Linked DNA regions of Homo sapiens: region 1 is linked to region 2. The links are chromatin contacts, found by Hi-C in ENCODE. All regions are on one chromosome and are shown on one strand. The core of a region is the stretch at or near the end of the contact, and the rest is flanking DNA. Distances in the headings are between cores, read along the strand shown. Region 1 holds the start of NDUFS4 (NADH:ubiquinone oxidoreductase subunit S4). Region 2 holds the start of PLK2 (polo like kinase 2).

The links. Hi-C counts contacts between places; a loop is a spot of excess contacts on that map. Pooled maps may share reads with other maps.
Region 1: a loop to region 2 is called in a pooled map, with 5 times the contacts of the local background. The contact joins the promoter of NDUFS4 here to the promoter of PLK2 in region 2. A Hi-C loop is called at or near these places in 4 of 50 pooled maps.

What each region holds. Positions count from the first base shown.
Region 1 is chr5:53,559,115-53,562,358 of GRCh38, reverse strand. NDUFS4 (NADH:ubiquinone oxidoreductase subunit S4) reads right to left here and starts at 1,720. Exons shown (of 5, transcript NM_002495.4): 1 at 1,599-1,720. The coding sequence starts at 1,696. RefSeq lists an enhancer at 1,319-1,818.
Region 2 is chr5:58,458,836-58,462,120 of GRCh38, reverse strand. PLK2 (polo like kinase 2) reads left to right here and starts at 2,035. Exons shown (of 14, transcript NM_006622.4): 1 at 2,035-2,431; 2 at 3,029-3,136; 3 at 3,280-3,285. The coding sequence starts at 2,162. RefSeq lists a silencer at 1,538-1,717.

The DNA.
Region 1 (3,244 bases), core at 471-2,970, 4.9 Mb after region 2:
GGGCTACCATGAGTACATTATTATCTGGGAATGACAATTAATCCCTATAATCTGTACGGGAGGAAGGGCTAATCTTGGTCACCGCTATATTAACTCTAAGTTAACCAGTGAAGTATTTTACCTTAGAAAAATACTTAACCCAGCCTGACCAACATGGTGAAACCCCGCCTCTACTAAAAATACAAAAATTAGCCAGGTGTGGTGGTGCGCGCCTGTAATCCCAGCTAGTCAGGAGGCTGCGGCAGGAGAACTGCTTGAACCCGGGAGGCGGAGGTTGCAGTGAACCAAGATCACGCCATTGCACTACAGCCTGGGCGTCAGAGTGAGAATGTATCTCAAAAAAAAAAAGAGAAAGAAAAAGGAAAAATACTTTCCATATATGGAACACTTAATTACAAACATCATTTGCCTTTCCCCAATCTTAGCACCCTTACTTTTGAGTGACTCTATTCTATGTATTTAGTAATCGTTTAACTAATGCTTTCAAGCCTTTTCATAAGCCACGGACCCTACGGGACACTCTCTTCTTTCCCACCCAACACCCACTATATTTAAACCTTAATAAAACTCATCCTTAAAAATTCTTCCGAATTAACTCATCCTAATTCTCTGCATTCCATTTATATTTAACACTAAATCAATTAGCATTCTACTAGACCTTCCTTTCAACTTTTAACCACTTGCATCCACCTCCTACCCCCTTCAAATCTCTCCATCCAGTCTTTCCAATCTTTGTTCTAATATGTGTGTGTATGTACGTATAGCATTAGTACTATAATTTAAAAAACTCCAGGAAATTCTGAAAAATAGAAAATGGAAGGTTAATACAGCCAAAAAAAAAAAAATCATCACAAAAATGCTTCAAGGAAAAACAGTAACAACTCAATCAACTGACAACTGAATCTGACAATACTTTGGAAAAGTACTACTTTAGGTTCTCAAGGACGCAAAGAGCCCTCAACAACTCAATTCAATCCCTGAATTATTGTGAGGCTTTAACAAAATCCCTAGAAAACCTCCAGGCATTACCACCAGCCTTTTAAAAATTACCTTCCAATATTACTAGCAGTGATATTTTTACTAACACTGAATTCCAAACAAGTTTTCCTCCCAAGCAGACTGATGAATAAACAATCTTCCTATGCAGAAACCAAATTAAAACCACTTAAAACCATGGAAGGGATACAGTGATTTAACCCTTCTGTAAGGACTGGAGTGGTGGGCAAACAGGTGACAAATGGAAGGGATGCAGAAAGTGGAAACAGAAATCAGTGAGACTCCTCCCCTTCTCTGAGGGCTAAGGTTCAGCTTGCAGCTCCGGAGGCAAAACCTCCACGGACCCTCTCCCTCAGCGACAAGCCGAATACGAAAGCTTCCAGAAAACCACAGGTCCTCCTCCCCGGCCTCGCACTCACGCCCTCACTCGCCTGGCCAACGCCCATTGATAGCAGACAGTCCCTAGTCCGCCCGACTTCTCCCGAGAAAAGGGTCAACAGAGGACGCCTTCCCCGAGGCCTCCTCCGGAACTCAGCCAGCAGAGACTCCGCAAAAATGGAGGGACCCAAGAAGCTTGAAGAAAAGTGTGAAAATTCTATTACCTGGTCGGAACCCTGGAAACGGAAAGGGCAGCTACAGCCACTGCCCTTCTCCGCCACAACGTCTGCCTCAGTACCACTGACATTGACACCGCCGCCATCTTGCTGCAGGCAAACGCCAGGATGAAAGGACGGATCACCGCAAGGGACTAACTTCCTTCGTTCTCAAGCCAGTGCAATCGCAATGTTGCGAAATTCTTTGGGATTTTATTTTCTTTTTAATACTGGGGCTTAAAAAAAGAGGGGAAACGCTTAGTTTAAATAAGTAAGAAGAAAAATGTGCGGGAAGAAATGCAGAAGTGCATTAACTGTAAATATTACCACCATAAAGTGTAATCTTTACTGCTTGTTAGGACTGGTGTTTTACAATGATAACGAAAAGACCAAAATATACTTGCATATTTAAACACCTGCAACTCGTAATTTATTGAAGAAATTAGGATATTTGGGGCTGAACCCACTGGAAAAGCTGGAGAGCTCTTTGGGTCCTTGAGAACCTGCAGTAGTACTTTTCCAAAGTATTGCCAGATTCACTTTGCAAGCCCTCAGGACAGGGCTGTATTCAGTTTGATATTCTGTAGTAGTAATGTTCGTATTTTCCAAACGAAAAATCTGGATACGTGATCTGGCAAAGGATTATTTTTTGACATGTAGATTTATATGAAGAATCAATAGAACATAATATTTGATGTCACTGTTTCCCCAGTAAATCCTGAATGTGTGTGTGTTCATAATCCATAGACATGAAGAATGATATTAATGCTCCATGCATATAAAACAAAAATTATCTTCCAATACAAGTGTTGGAAACATGTTTGTATTGTGGACTTCCGACCTTAAAGAATAATGACTAACTGAATTATATAAAATAAAAAGCAGGTTAGTTTTGGGTTTTGTTTTTTAAGAAATTTGTTTAAAGAGTTAGTACTTTCCTGCTTTTAAAATTAAGCACATGAAAACATAACCTTCATTAAATAAATAGGAACAATAGGAGGATGGGGAATGACATAGTTTGGCATTATGGACCGTTAAAGGAAAACCCAGTACATAAGGGAAAGGGAGAAAGAAAGAGAAAAAGTCATACTCAGGGAAAGAAATGCACAAGATGAAGGAAGGCAAGGGAGAGATGCCTCAGAGAAAATTTTCTTTCAAACTTTTCATTTTGAAATAGTTATAGATTCACATGAAGTTGCAAAGATAGTACAGATGTCTTGTGTACCTGTTTCCCCCAGTGATTACATCTCGTATAACTCTAGTACAGTATCAAAGCCAGGAAACTGGCATTGATATAAAGTATTTGTGTAGTCCTATGTCATTCTACTACATATTTTGTGTAACCACCACCATGATCAAGATACAGAACTATTCCACCCTCACAAAGATCTCCCTAGTGCTAACCTTTTTGGTAACACCTGCCCTCCTAACCCTAGTGATCTCTGTTTCTGTTTTTATAATTTTGACATTTTGAGATGTTATATGAATGGACTCATGCAGTACATGACCTTCTAAGATTGGCTTCTTTCACTTGGCATAATGCACTTGAGACCCATCCAAGTTGTTGTGTTTATCAATAGTTCATTCCTTTTTTATTGCTGAGTAATATTCCATGACATGGATGTACCACAATTTGTTTAACCATTCACCTATTG
Region 2 (3,285 bases), core at 786-3,285:
TGTTCGATTAATGTTGATACCACACATACCTAAATTTGACAGTGGACTGCAGCAACTTTTTGTATGTACCTTCCAGGGATTCAATAATCTGGTATTCTAAATTTCTCTGGAATTTAGCTTCAAAAAACTATTTACCATATCCTGTTAACATAGGTAAAAAGATTCAAGTGTGCTGCTAATTAACCTAACCTCGATGATCTAGTAAAAATATACAATAATTACCTAAGTTCTCCAAGCCTCATCTATAAAATGGGAATAATAATGTAGGAGATGAGAATATGCCACCCCAAATATGGCCCTGGGATAAAGATTATTTTAAGATAATTATTTTGAGAACCAGCAGACCCAGGAAATGCTCTAAAAATGGCATATTACCCTTTCGTAAGGGAAACGTACATTCACTAAAAAAAAAAACAACAAAAACAAAAAACAAAAAAACCCCACAAAACTCCATTTGTAAAAGTGTCTCCTCTGTACCAGGAAGAATGACTCTAAATCATGAAAAACTTATCAATGAAGAAATAAGAAACCCCACTCCTGTTTACCGTACATTTCCTGGTCATGATTCCTTAACTTGCCTGCCCCACTCTTTTCTTTTGGTTTAGCTAAAGATAGTATTTAAGCCCGATTTTAAACCATCTCTAATTTTCCTGGTTATCTCCCATGTATATATGAGACGTATATGTTAATAAGCTTCTTTGTTTTCTTGTTAATCTGTCTGGTTACAGCGACCCAGGCCAAAACTTTGAAAGGTGGAAAATTATTTTTCCTTCCTTACAATATTTCTCTCAGAATTGTTGTAGGATGAAATAAGGCATTTAAAAATACTGCACAGTCCTCAATAAATGTTACTCTATCGTAATTAGAACAAGAAAAACAAACAAAAAAACGTGTTCCTAGATTAGTCAAACTGCACAGCAAAATCTGGAAATGGGAAACTAAGCTGTGTTTGCACTCACTGGCCTACGCTCCTCTCTTCATCCTACCAATCTCCCTACCCCAGAAAGTCTCAGATTGACTCTCCAGGAACCAGGGCAGCTCATGAGCCATCTCAACAGATGCATTCGGAAGAAGTCATAGATGACTCTGATTGGAAACTCACAATCGGCATCGATGTTTAGTACTAGTAACTGTCAAAGGCCCACGGTTGTCAACCGCTGCCCACTTCGACACCTAACGGCATTCCGGAACATTCCACAAGATGGCGCCCTTGCTTTCCAATCTTCGGGCTACGGGCGGAGGACGCCTTGCCAGGACGCCGACCTCGCTCTGCAAGGTTCAGGGGCCGACCTCAGACAGAGGCTCGCTCTAGGGGCATGGGCGGGGGCCAGACGGGCCTCGAGTGGGATCCTGGCACGGTTGGCCGATCGGCCCGGGATCCCGGCTGCGGGCCCGTGTCTGCCCTAGCGCGATGGGCTCGAATGCCCGGCTCCACGAATCCCGGCCTTTCACCCCCACGGCCTCTCGGCACTGCCCCAGCTAGACACCAGCGAGCTCGTCACAGCGCGGGCAGGCACTGCGGGGCAGCTGCAGACGAGCCCTGTCATACGGCCGGAGGAGGCCTCGCCTGCCCGTGCGGCGGGCTCCGGGCACCCTGATACCTTGACACAGGAGGCCCCGGGCGGCCGGGAAGGGCTGTGCGGGGGAGGGACTGCGTCTACACCCGCGCCCGACTCGCTCGGGTCACGGCACTGCCCTGCCACCAGGCGGCTGGGGCGGGGGTGAGGCCAGGCGTCGGCCCTCGCGATTCTGTTTTGTACGCTGAGGCTCGGAGCCTTCGAAGAACGGGACAGCGGGGCCCACGGACGGCTCTGAAGGCCTTCCCGCGGCCGCAAGAGATCTCGGCGGCCGGCGTTTGAGGCGCGCGGCTCCGCTGGGAAGCGAGACCCGGGTGGCGGGACAAGACTTGCTTCCCGGCCACGCGCGCTCGGCCGGCCGTGGGGCGGGGCATAGGCCGTGACGTGATGTCGCGTATCGAGTCTCCGCCCCCTTCCCGCCTCCCCGTATATAAGACTTCGCCGAGCGCTCTCACTCGCACAAGTGGACCGGGGTGTTGGGTGCTAGTCGGCACCAGAGGCAAGGGTGCGAGGACCACGGCCGGCTCGGACGTGTGACCGCGCCTAGGGGGTGGCAGCGGGCAGTGCGGGGCGGCAAGGCGACCATGGAGCTTTTGCGGACTATCACCTACCAGCCAGCCGCCAGCACCAAAATGTGCGAGCAGGCGCTGGGCAAGGGTTGCGGAGCGGACTCGAAGAAGAAGCGGCCGCCGCAGCCCCCCGAGGAATCGCAGCCACCTCAGTCCCAGGCGCAAGTGCCCCCGGCGGCCCCTCACCACCATCACCACCATTCGCACTCGGGGCCGGAGATCTCGCGGATTATCGTCGACCCCACGACTGGGAAGCGCTACTGCCGGGGCAAAGTGCTGGGAAAGGTGACAAGCGGAGGGCGCCGGGCTGCCGGGCGGGCGGGAGGTCTGTCCGGGCGACCCCAAGCCGGGCAAGCCCGCGGGGTCCCTCGCCCGCCGCTTCCGGGTTTTTCGGGGGTCCGATCCCAGCGCGAGGTGGGCTCCTCACCTGCCCTCTGGCTTTTGTGCGCCGGCAGCGCTGGGGATCGGCTTTGCATTCTTAGCCTCAGAACTGTGTGTCTCCCGCAGCCCAGAGAAATGCATCTTGAGTCTGGAAGCGAGGGCTTTCTACATCAGACCTCTCTCCCTCTATCTGCTCCCAGGGAATTTTCCTGACAAGTCTCATCAGAGATTATTTTTCATGTCTCCCCGTTCCAACTCCCTCCATAAAGCTCCCCTTTATAAAAGAAGAAGAGAAACTGTTTGAACTTGCTGTTTCCAGCAATGCATTTCTCTTCATGAGGGAGCTTTAACGAAGTCGAATGCCTCCCTCTGTCCACCCTCCTCCATTCCTCAATTTTTTTTTTTTTGCTTTTCTTTCTTCCCATTTATTTATTTATTTAAAATATCTGCCGTCCATTTTTGTGCCATCCTCAATTCCGTCTCGGCTTTGTTTCCTTTCAGGGTGGCTTTGCAAAATGTTACGAGATGACAGATTTGACAAATAACAAAGTCTACGCCGCAAAAATTATTCCTCACAGCAGAGTAGCTAAACCTCATCAAAGGGAAAAGGTGCGTATGACTCTTGAGTAAAGTATTTTCTTTGTGTGCAAGGATGGCCCTTCCCTGTTAGGAAAATGTCTTCTGCATGTGTAATCACTGGCTTTTCCGAGGTGACTGGAAGCTAATAAGCCTTACCTTGCTTTTTCATTTAGATTGAC